Regions from separate parts of the Mus musculus genome. Here region 2 is linked to region 1. A link is a loop called in an ENCODE intact Hi-C map of the cell type or tissue named here. Cell type or tissue: heart. All regions are shown on one strand. Each heading gives the region's core, and the rest is flanking DNA. Links, peaks and the distances in the headings are about the cores only.

Region 1 (5,377 bases), core at 108-5,107:
AGAAAGCTGAATAACAAAAAAGCTGTGAAGGGAATCAGGTCTGGTGAAGCATGCCTGTAATCCTAGCACTCTGGACAGAGGAAAAGCATTTAGAACACATATTCTAAGTTACCCAGATAGTCAGACCCTGTCTCAAACAAACAAACAAAGAAAAAAAAAAAAAGAAAAAGAAAAAAAGAAGAGAAAAGAAAAGAAAAGAGAAGAAAAGAAAAGAAAAGAAAAGAAAAGAAAAGAAAAGAAAAGAAAAGAAAGACTGTGTTAGGTGTTGATATTTAGCTCAGTGCTGGAGTACAAGGCCCTGGGCTCAGTGCCTAGAACAGAGAAGAAAACAGCTTCAAAGGGGGAACAGAGCCCATTACCACCCCTCCACCCCACCTCACCCCTTCTTCTGCCCTACCCCATACAGCCACACACTGGGCAGAGACTATGGCTACAATATTGCTACTGTTATAAAGAAGAAAACACAACTAGTTAGCTGTCGGGATCCCTGGAATCCCTTGTCAACTCTACTTAAATCTGTTCAATTCTTAAGCTTTTATTTACAGTAACACAAACACAAAAAGTACCATCTTAACCACATAATTTGTGTGTGTTCATGTGTATCACAGACTGGTCTCAAATTCACAGAGACCTGCCTGCCTCTTCTTCAGGATAAGTTTTTCAAATGTAGCTCTTATATTTGATGTTCTCCTGAAAGTCTCAAGGCTGTCTCTTAATAATTCAACTCCTCAGGCTAAAGAGATGGCTCAGCAGTTAAAAGAGGACAGACCATTCTTCCAGAAGACCTTGTTTCTAGTCCCAGCACTGACACTGCAGGTCTCAACCATTTGTAACTTTAGTTTCAGGGTACCTGGTGCCCTCTTCTTGCCTCCACAGGTAGGCATCTGGTATGTAGATGGTATACATTCAGGCCAGACAAGTGGCTCATACTTAATACAAGTACTTAGGTGGAGGCTGACACAGGAAAATGAGTTTCAGGACAGCTTGGCTTCAAAATAAGCCCTGCCTCATTCATAAATAAATAAATAAATAAATAAATAAATAACTTTCTCAAGAGGACTTCTCTCAATACTAGCAATAGTGTTTTTCCCCTCTTAGAGTTGCTTTCGGTCTCATTACCCTGAAAAGCTCTTCACTTTCTGAAGTAAGTATAATTATTGACTTATGACCTATCTCTCCCTCAACCGTAAAATAAAAATTCTGTCAGAGAAATTTTCCACATGACCAGGACAGTGTTGTGTGTGCTTTTGTTTTTGACGTAGTATGTGCTGTTGGTATTTCAATAAAATACTTGCTGGGTAACATATACAAATTTTAAAAAAAAAAATCACTGTGCTGTGGCTTCACACTGAGCTACACTAACAGTCCTACTTTCTCTCTGTAAGTGTGTGTGTGTGTGTTGTTCACAGGTATGGAGGGTTGTCCAAGAGACCAGATGACAACTTCAGGTTTGGTTCCTCAGAGCTATCCCCCTTATTTTTATTGTTTGTTTAACGCGGGATTTCCCACTGGCCCAGAAGGCTAGACTGGTGATCATCCATGGTCTTTTGGGGGTGGGGTGGGGGGTTGTTGAGACAAGGATAGCGCTGGCTGTCCTGGAATTCGCTATGTAGACCAGGCTGGCCTCGAACTCACAGAGATCCGCCTGCCTCCATGTGGCGATTAGAGGCGGGCGCCGCCGCGGTGAGGCTGGAGTTGAACGTACTTCCTCACACTACCATCGTAGCTCACACACAGCACACACCGGGCAGGGGCTTCGGCCAGTGAGGTGCTGTCAAGTGTAAAGCAGAAAGTGCAAGCAGTCACCTGCTCGGATCGACTCTTGCTTAACTTCCTCCACACAACTAATGACCAGCTTGGTGACTGAAGTCCCTCTCTTGGCTCCGCTCCCTTAATTCCCCTTTATCCGAGGGCTGCCTGAGACACTCTCAGTCCCTCCCTGCCTTTGCTTCACCTTCGGACCTCCACAGCTACAGACAGATCGGCAGCGTTAGACGCCAGGGCCGCTCTCCCCGCGCTGCCCACACTTTGCAGCCGAACACGTGCGAGTCGTGTGTACAGCGCTCGCCCAACCTTCCACTCAAGCCACGCTCACAGCAAGCCCCGCCCCTAGGCCCTGGTCCAACTCAGCCCCACGAGTCGCGCCCTCGCCCCCACTTCTCGCGAGAAGTGAACACGCCTGGCCGGACGGGAGGAAAGTATCTGCTCCGCTGAGGGGGGAAAGGAGGAGCAGGAGACAGATTGTGGGACCGAGCGCGGGCGGGCGGGAGGCGCCGGAGCTACCAGCGGGTGAGTCCTGTTAACATTAGCTAGTCCGTGGCCTGACAGGAGTCTCTCCTTCTACTCTGGCCAGTCCCAGCGTCCCGGGCCGGGGTCTCCCCTCCCAGTCTGTTGGACGGGGGCGCTGAGGCGGTGGCCAGGCCTGTCTGAGGAAGAGGGTGGGGCGTAGGCTAAAGACAACCAATAGGAGAGAAGGAAGCCACAATTGGCGGCCATGAGCGCTAATGGGAGATCGCCTTTACCTTGCGGAGTGCCGCCCTCTTCTCTTCTCCCGCCTCCTTCCTTTTGGAGGAAGGCGGGGCCAGAGGACTGAAGTGTGGGGAGAACTTGGGGTAAGTAGCCCCGGGGGGCACAGGGCGTGGCGAGGAAAGGGGGGTTGAATCCTGAGGGAAGCGAAGTCTAGTGGAAGTCTAATGGAGGGATCTTGGAGTGGAAGATAGAGGAGGACTGCTAAACTAGGTTGAAGACTCAAAAGATTTCCCAAAAAGTGGGTTTAGGGCTTGGCACTGCAGAAGGCAGAGGTAAATAGGCAGGAGGTAGGTTTGGGTGACGAGAGCCTGGCTCAGGTGAAAGCACGCGTTGTGTGGTCGAAGTGGAGCATTGGGAAACGGGGGTCCTGGCGTTTCGATTGAATTCAGAAGAATCTGAGCAAGAGACACGGTGTCAGAAAGTATGGATCTGGACAGATTAAGTGGATGAGTTTAGGAGGACATGTGAGTGGGTTGGGTTGCTAGAAGGCATCGCTTCGGTGATAATATGGAAATCCAGAGGGTAAGGGGGGATATTTGGAGAAGAGACAGCGACTGACATACAGTCTGGTTCTTTCTTCAGTCGGGAGACCGCCAGGATACTGCTTAGTGTTTTTTGGTGGATATGGCACCCAGACTGGTGACCAGCCAGCCAAAATGCTGGCCCGGGGGTTGAGAAGAAGAAAAGTAGGGCGCTACTCTGATTGTCATTTTTCCAGTGTTCCACTTTCCAAGTTTCATTTCTTTCAGAACACAGGGATGTGGGCCTGGGACTTCGCAGTCCAAGTTGGAGACCCGTTGGGACTTCTATGTTGCTCTGAAATGCTTATTATGTGCACTCACTGGGGTGTTTACTACCCAGGGCACCTCCTACCCAGATTCCCGTGTTACTACTTTCCTAACTTTGTTTTCTGCTTAGCAGAGGGTGTTTTAATATCTCTCAGGGTTCATATGAAGTATAGGTTTGTGGAGATGTGCAGGTTTTTTTTTTTTTTTAATTTCAGCAAACTCATTTGTTTCCTATGTTTAAAATTTTTTCAGCAGTATAATTTCTGAAGAAACTATAGGTACTCTAAACACTAACAAATAAATTTTGTTTCCTTAAATGTGAATTTTCCCTTTCGTTCATTAAGAGTTATTTAATGGATGATTGAACTTAATCTTAATTATCTTGTATATTTTCTTGTTTATTAATTGGGGCAGTGTTTCATATAGCCCAAGTACACCTCAGACTGAGATAACTGAGGGTGACCATGATCCTCCACCCACCTCCCAAGTGCTGGGATAATAGGTGTGTACCACCATATCCAGTTTATGTAGTACTAGGGTTCTCAGGGTCTTATACATGGTAGGTAAGAACTCTGCCATGTGAGCTACAGTCTTTAGCCCTTGTGTGTGTGTGTGTGTGTGTCTGTGGTTTATGTAGTGTGTCATGTAGCCCATACTAGCTTTGAACTCATTTTTAAATTTCTGATCCTTCTATCTCCACGTACCAAGGGTTGATACAAGCATTCGCTTCCATGCCCAGTTTATCAGTTTATGTGGCGCTGGGGATTGAACCTAGGGCTTTGTGCATGCACTGTACCCATTGAGCTTTATCCCCAGTCCACTTTTTATATTTTGAGTGGTGTGAGTGAAATAGACTCATAGTTCAGGAAATTGAACATTTTCTCATGTTTTCTTTGCATCCAGATTTACAAAAAAGAGCTATCATAGTATTTTAGGACAAGGGTTGAGGAACTCAAACACAATTTGTTTTTAAGCATGGGGGATGTAAAGTAAGTGGAAGCTATTGCGAAACTCAACATGACTGTAAGAAAAGAAGCTAAAGAAAAGGTTGGCAGCCATACGAAGTAGTCTTACCAGTTTGTTCTTAATTCTGTACAGAAAAGGGACAGGACATTGCCCTTTGTTTAGTAGTTGTATATCACTTAATAGTGAGTTAAGACTCAAACAGCTAATTAATAACTTTCTTTGCATAGGTTATATTCCTTCTACCGCCCCCCACCACCACCTTTTGGCATTTGTGCATGCATGAGTGTGTGAGTGTGTGTGTTGTAGGGATTTATAGTGGTACTTAAGTTAGAGCTTGTGCATGCCAGGAGAGCATTCTACCAGTGAGTTATAACCCTACCTCTTTTATTTTTGAGAATTGAAGTACTACTAAAGAAAAAACACAGATCATGTGGTTTTGTATTAACCCCTGTTCTTCAGCAGCCAGTTGAAGTGTTTCTCCTTGGCTAGAAATTGTCCCTATATAAACACTGAGACTGATCAACTACCAAACCTTTACTATTAGCTACTGAATTGGGTTTCAACTGGGAGCATTTGCTACTGAACAGTAGCAAATTTTCTAGGCAGTAGTCTTCCCCTCCCCCATCCAAAAAAAAAAAATCAGTGAGAGAACAAAGTCCCTTGTTTTGATCTTCCAATCTAAAACTTGTGATGGCTTTAACTTGAAAATTCTTAAGTACAATGCTTGTTTCTCCTCTCTTGGGCAGTATTCCCACCTGACCAAAAGATGGATATTGGGGTCTAGATATGTAGCTGAGTAGGAAGAATGCTTGCTTAGCATGTGTGAACCCTGTTACTACATAAAACTGGACATGATGGTGCACACCTGTAATCTTAGCACTGGAGAAGTGGAGGCAGGGACCAAGACCATTCTTGTCTACGTGGGCAGTATGAGTCCAGCTTAGGCAGCATGGGACTGTGTCTCAAGAGAGAAACAAGAAGAAAAACAATTCATTGGAAAGTTTGTTAGTTGATAGTAAATTTGTTAAAAGTTTTCACTTAAATTTAATGTCACACTAGTCAGCAACATTGAGGGTCACTTACAAGGGCTAGAA
Region 2 (5,377 bases), core at 312-5,311, 97 kb before region 1:
GCCGCCATGTGGGTGCTGGCAATTGAACTCAGGACCTCTGGAGGAGCAGTCAGCGCTCTTAACCACTACTGAGCCATCTCTCCAGCCCTCAGCATCTCTCTTGATGTCTCTGCTATGCTAGCTGGCCTGTGAGGGTCAGGGCAATTGACCATCTTGACACAGAAATGCTGCATGTCAGGCTATAGAGATGGCTCAGCGGTTAAGGTGCACTGACTGCTCTTCCAGAGGTCCTGAGTTCAATTCCCAGTCAACCACATGGTGGCTCACAACCATCTGTGATAGGGATCGGATGCCCTCTTCTGGTGCGTCTGAAGACAGCGACAGTGGACTCACATGCATGAAATAAATAAATAAACCTTGAAAAAGAAGAAAAAGAAAAGAAACGCTGCACACCATCTCATCCTCCTTCTCCAAACGGCGCTGGGGATTGCGCTCAGATTACTAGGTTTCTTTAACAAGTGCTTTAACTTGATGGGGCATCTCGCCAGCCTCTTCTGTTGTGATAAGGTCTCCTACAGCTAAAACTGACTCCTAAACTGGGTATGTAGCTAAGGATGATCCTGCACACCTGATAGTTCTGCCTCTGGCTCCAAGTTGATTATGAGTATATGCTACCATGCTCCACTTTATGCCATGCGGGGTATCAAACCCAGCACCTCTGCAGTTTTGTTTTCATTTTGCTATGATGCATGTGTTAAGTTCAAGGGAATGTGCCATTTTGAATTCCTCTCTAGGCTCCGGTGAGCATCACTGAGTCCCATTTCTGAATCTTGGCTTCAACCTAGAATAAGTTTCCTTTTTCTACCTGGTCCCCATCCTTTTATTATTTATTTATTATATGTAAGTACACTGTAGCTGTCTTCAGAGACACCAGAAGAGAACATCATATCTCATTACAGATGGTTGTGAGCCACCATGGGGTTGCTGGGATTTGAACTCAGGACCTCTGGAAAAGTAGTCAGTGCTCTTAACTGCTGAGCCATGCTGGGCAGTGGTGGTGCACACCTTTAATCCCAGCACTCTGGAGGCAGAGGCAGGCAGATTTCTGAGTTCGAGGCCAGCCTGGTCTACAGCCAGGGCGATACAGAGAAACCCTGTCTTGAACCCACCCCACCCCCCCAAAAAAACCTGCTGAGCCATCTCTCCAGCCCCCACCCCATCCCCATCTTGACAAACTAACCCAATCAAATATATCCTTCAGTATCTGTATTTACCCTTTTAGTGAGACATATGGAACATCCGGCATAACACTAACACATACTTGTTGAATGATGGGGCTTCCCGTTGCCACGTGCCTTCACTGAGCACATAAGAGCTCAGTGAATATTTATCCCCTGACTAACACTGCTTCTTACAACAACAGAATTTAAAGCCACATTAATACAGTGCTGACTACTGGAACTTGAACCCTGATTCTGCCACTTAGCTGGATTAACCTCACGAATTACTCAGCTGTCTGAGTGTTGCTCTCATTACACGTAAAATGGGGATGATAATAGGGCATACGTTATGGCTGTTTAAAAACGCTGTAAGCATCCCAAACATGGAAGTTGTTATTACCTTAGCTCTATTTGAGACTGAGATTTTTACAAGCTTTCATTCTGAATGCAGACAAAATAAACATTTGAGACTTGAGTCTTTGGACAGGCTTCACTCGTAGCTAACCCAGGACCTTGAACTATCTCCCCATCCAGCAGCTTGTGCCCTAACTCATAAATCCTGACTAATGACACAGACATGTCATCTTAATGTTTGTGCAGCCCAGTGACTTAATGCTTGGAGATCTTCAAATGAAAGGCACCCAAGGACAGCATCAAATACCCTATTCAATCTTAAAAGGAAAAAAAAAAAAAAAACTACCAAAAAAAAAAAAAAAGTAAAAGAAGAGGCGCCGCCAGAACCTACTGCCACAGATAATTAGAATGGACCCAACCAGGAGAGGACAGCTGTCTTTCCGGCATAACTATTTATTTGTGAGACAGGGTCTCCTGTGTAGCCTGAGTCAGAATCGAAATCTCCAGGATCTCCCTGCCTCTGCCTCTTCAATTGCTAGGGTTATAGGTGTGTAGCATTACATCTCACTTAATCCTTTAATATTGAGAAAGGGGGGGGGGGTTGAACTCTTCCAGGGTTGGAGGCCACCCACAACGATGAGGACGGTTCAAGTCCTTAAGTGACTGCGGTGTGGGAACAGTGTGACTCTTTCGCCTATCAAAACAAAACAAAACAAACAAACAAACAAAAAACAACCCTATAGCAACAATTGTATTGTTGCTCTAATTAATTTAAGCCAGTTAAAAGGCTTGGGCAAACAAGCCTCTCTAAGTAGCTTGTTGTGAGCTGTGGCAGTCCTGCCAAGCTCTCTCTTCAACCGCATGCTTTTCATTCCACAGCCTAGCCACCATTTCAAGCTATGTCCCCTAATCCTAGCCCCAGAAGCCACTCCAGGGGGAGCACGTGCAGGTGTGGTATGTGTGTGTGTGTGTGTGTGTGTGTGTGTGTGTGTGTGTGTGTGTTATCGGACCCCTTGGCATGGAAATCTTCTCAAGCTGGAACCAAACAGTAAGCTTTGAGACTTTTACAAGCTCTGTCAACCCTGAAGTCAGAACAAGCTAAAAATAAATAACCACTACCACCCCTGTGAGTTTCCCCACCCACAACATGGTGGCTGTAGCTCGTAGCTTGGGAGAGGCCTGGCAGAGTTCTACAGTTTCATAGCCCTGACCCTAGAGGATTCCTTAGACAAGTTTTTTCTTTTGTAAGTAGATATAACACTACAGCCTATCTTGTAAAAGCGAACAAGAAGGCTGTGCTGGAAGCGTTCCGCCCCACCGAAAAGAGCTGTGCAGAACGCGTTAAAGCCGTCAACTCTCCCACTAAGCATGCTACGAACCAGCAGCCTCCACTAGATCAGCCTGCCCTTTCTTAAGGAATCATGGGCCGTGAAGTCCTTTGGAAGACACACCCTCCTGAACTGCCTCGGGAGTAAGAACTACATCTCCCGGGATGCCACGCTGAGTCCATCACCGCCCCGCCCTCTTCCCCGCCCCTCGCGCGCAGCCTCCTGGGACATGTAGTTCCACAGGTAGAAAAGTAGACAGTGTCGAGTCATAGAAGAACCACAAGCCCCAGAAGCTCTCGCGTCACTCTTCCCCTCCCCTCCTATAGTCGGAGTGCTGTTTTTGTTGTTGGTGAAAGGTGAGGGGAACAGCTGATCCGTCCGTGGGGTAAGAAACTTGGCCTAACTGAGGGTGGGCTTACGCGGGGGTGGTCAGCCCGCTTCTCAGCCTGCGAAAGGCTAATCCGAGAGAACTGTAGAAGAGGACGGTAGGAGCGTTTAGGTTTTAATACTTTACGCACTAAGGAAGCCTCCCCCACGTTTCGGTTTTGTTGGTTTCAAGGGGGGCCTTGAGGAGTAGCCCGCATTGTCCTCACTTTCTTGCGGGGCCTCCTCAGTAAAGCTCGATCCGATTATGGAAGCTTGAAGGGACTGAAATATTTGCTTAATCTTTTCCAGGCAAGTCTTTGCCCTCACAGACCTTCTCTCTCTTACCCAAATCCAAAGATCCAAAGGCCTTTACTACGCTGAATCCCTGAGGGGAAAACTTCCAACTTGTGGAACGCCAAAACGCTGAGAGCCCTACAGTGGAGAGGGGACACACACACACACGCACACACAGAGAGGGAGAGAGAGAGAGAATGCATTTGAACATCAGCATCTGACCACATACACTTTCAGTTCTGAAGAATATCTGCAGCTGTTACAGATTGTCTTTGTGGGAAAGGAGGGGTTTGGGGTTCTCAACGGGTAGAACTTTAGAGACAGATCTCACTCTAACCTAAGAAGACTTATATTGAAGAAAACACGGAGTAGCTGTAATGAGAGATTTTTCATAGATGAAAAAAAAAAAGCCGACAAAGAAACTGTTTCCTATTGCATTGCTGGCCCACCTTTCCTTCTCCATGGAGTGTTTAATTTCTTTTAAAGTTCCTCCCCCACTGTCTCAGCCTGGTGTGGGTTTGTGATGTTTGGGGGTGTGCATATGACTAGTGGTGATGTCTGATTGGACACATCAGCTGCACCTGACACAGGAAGCAGATGTGTGGGCTAGAGAAAAGGGCTGCCTCCCCGCTCTGGACTGAGGTGTATTTTTTTTTTAAGTTAATATACAGTGAGTTTCATTTCAAACATGTACACCATCCATACTTTGTTCTTATTCATCTCTGAGTACTACTCTGTTTTAACTTTTTTTTTTTTACTTCTGTGTGTGTGTGTCTGTCTGTCTGTGTCTGTGTGAAGATAGGTGTACAGAAGTCTGAGCACAGCTTGGGGATATCAGTTCTCTTCTCCCAACCTTGAGTTGGTGGCAAGCACCTCTACCCACCCAACTATTCTACCCCCTGAACTCTTGATTGTTGTTGTTGCTATTATTATTATTATTATCTATTTTCCAATTAGTTCTCCCTAGCTAACTCCATTTTATCTGCTTATCTCCTGCCATTAACCCAAACATATGTCAAGATTTGGACTCTTAGAATTGAGGCTAAGAGGAGCCAACAAGAAAATGGGTATAGGGTACTGGAGCTGGGCTAACACCCAAACAAATCATTAGCTTTCTAGCTCTGCTCCCGTCAAGATGGGGGTGGGGGGGGGGAGAATGTTTCTCGTTGATCTCTGCCTTTTCTCAACGCCGAATGTATATTTCCCCTTCTCAGGGCCCCTGACTTACCCTATTTCTAACCTGTTTCCCTGCCTAAGGGCGGGGCTTTCCTGGCTCCAGGCCCCCACATTCCATCTCTGCACACCACCACCTTCCTACTGAATATTTCACTCCACCCTTGAACTGCCACCTCCAGAAGTTTTGATTTCCTGGAATAGAAGTTGAAGGACAGAACCTGTCTTTCCTATTATCCTCCCCTTCTCTAGCCTTGGAGGAAAGCCAAAGCTCGCCTTCTTCTGCTTCCCTAGAGTTGATCGAGATAGGCAACTCACGGATCGGTGCCCCCAAGAGCAGGTGCTCCAAGAGCAGAGGACCCAGGATTAGGTTGTTGATCCCCCAAACCGTAGTCCCCTCTGAAGACCCATCATCGTGATTGGTAAAGAAGGTTGAACAAGCTTAGGCATATGTAAGCAAGACCTGCTTAAACTGAGAGAGGCCCACACTTCCATTGGATTTTGAATTTTAGAGCCAGACATTATAGGGGGTCAGTTACATCGGGAAACCAAAAGAATCTGGAATTCCCAAGGATGTTGAGAGATGAAAGGGAGAGACAGAGATGGGCAGAGACCGAGATGCTGGGTCAGTGGGGCAATGAAAAGGATTAGAAATTAGACAGGTGAGGGCCTGTAAGCCAAAGAGGATACAACATGACAGGG

What was found. Peaks named below come from ENCODE experiments on the same cell type or tissue, not always from the same donor. Only the 100,000 strongest peaks of a DNase experiment are listed, where the experiment ranks them.
Region 2: it touches region 1 in a loop (2.1-fold over the local background); 2 of 42 quality-filtered maps call a loop at or near these places.

Annotation. Positions count from the first base shown.
Region 1 is chr15:102,622,274-102,627,650 of GRCm38, reverse strand. Atf7 (activating transcription factor 7) reads left to right here and starts at 2,187. Exons shown (of 12, transcript NM_001310067.1): 1 at 2,187-2,289. In heart, for the core only: no CTCF peak of the experiment used is centred there; DNase peaks (open chromatin) are centred at 2,170 and 2,470; H3K4me3 peaks cover 2,247 bases; H3K27ac peaks cover 2,003 bases.
Region 2 is chr15:102,719,897-102,725,273 of GRCm38, reverse strand. It overlaps Calcoco1 (calcium binding and coiled coil domain 1), which reads left to right and starts at 3,096. Exons shown (of 15, transcript NM_026192.3): 1 at 3,096-3,227. In heart, for the core only: no CTCF peak of the experiment used is centred there; a DNase peak (open chromatin) is centred at 3,053; H3K4me3 peaks cover 1,901 bases; H3K27ac peaks cover 1,553 bases; H3K27me3 peaks cover 245 bases.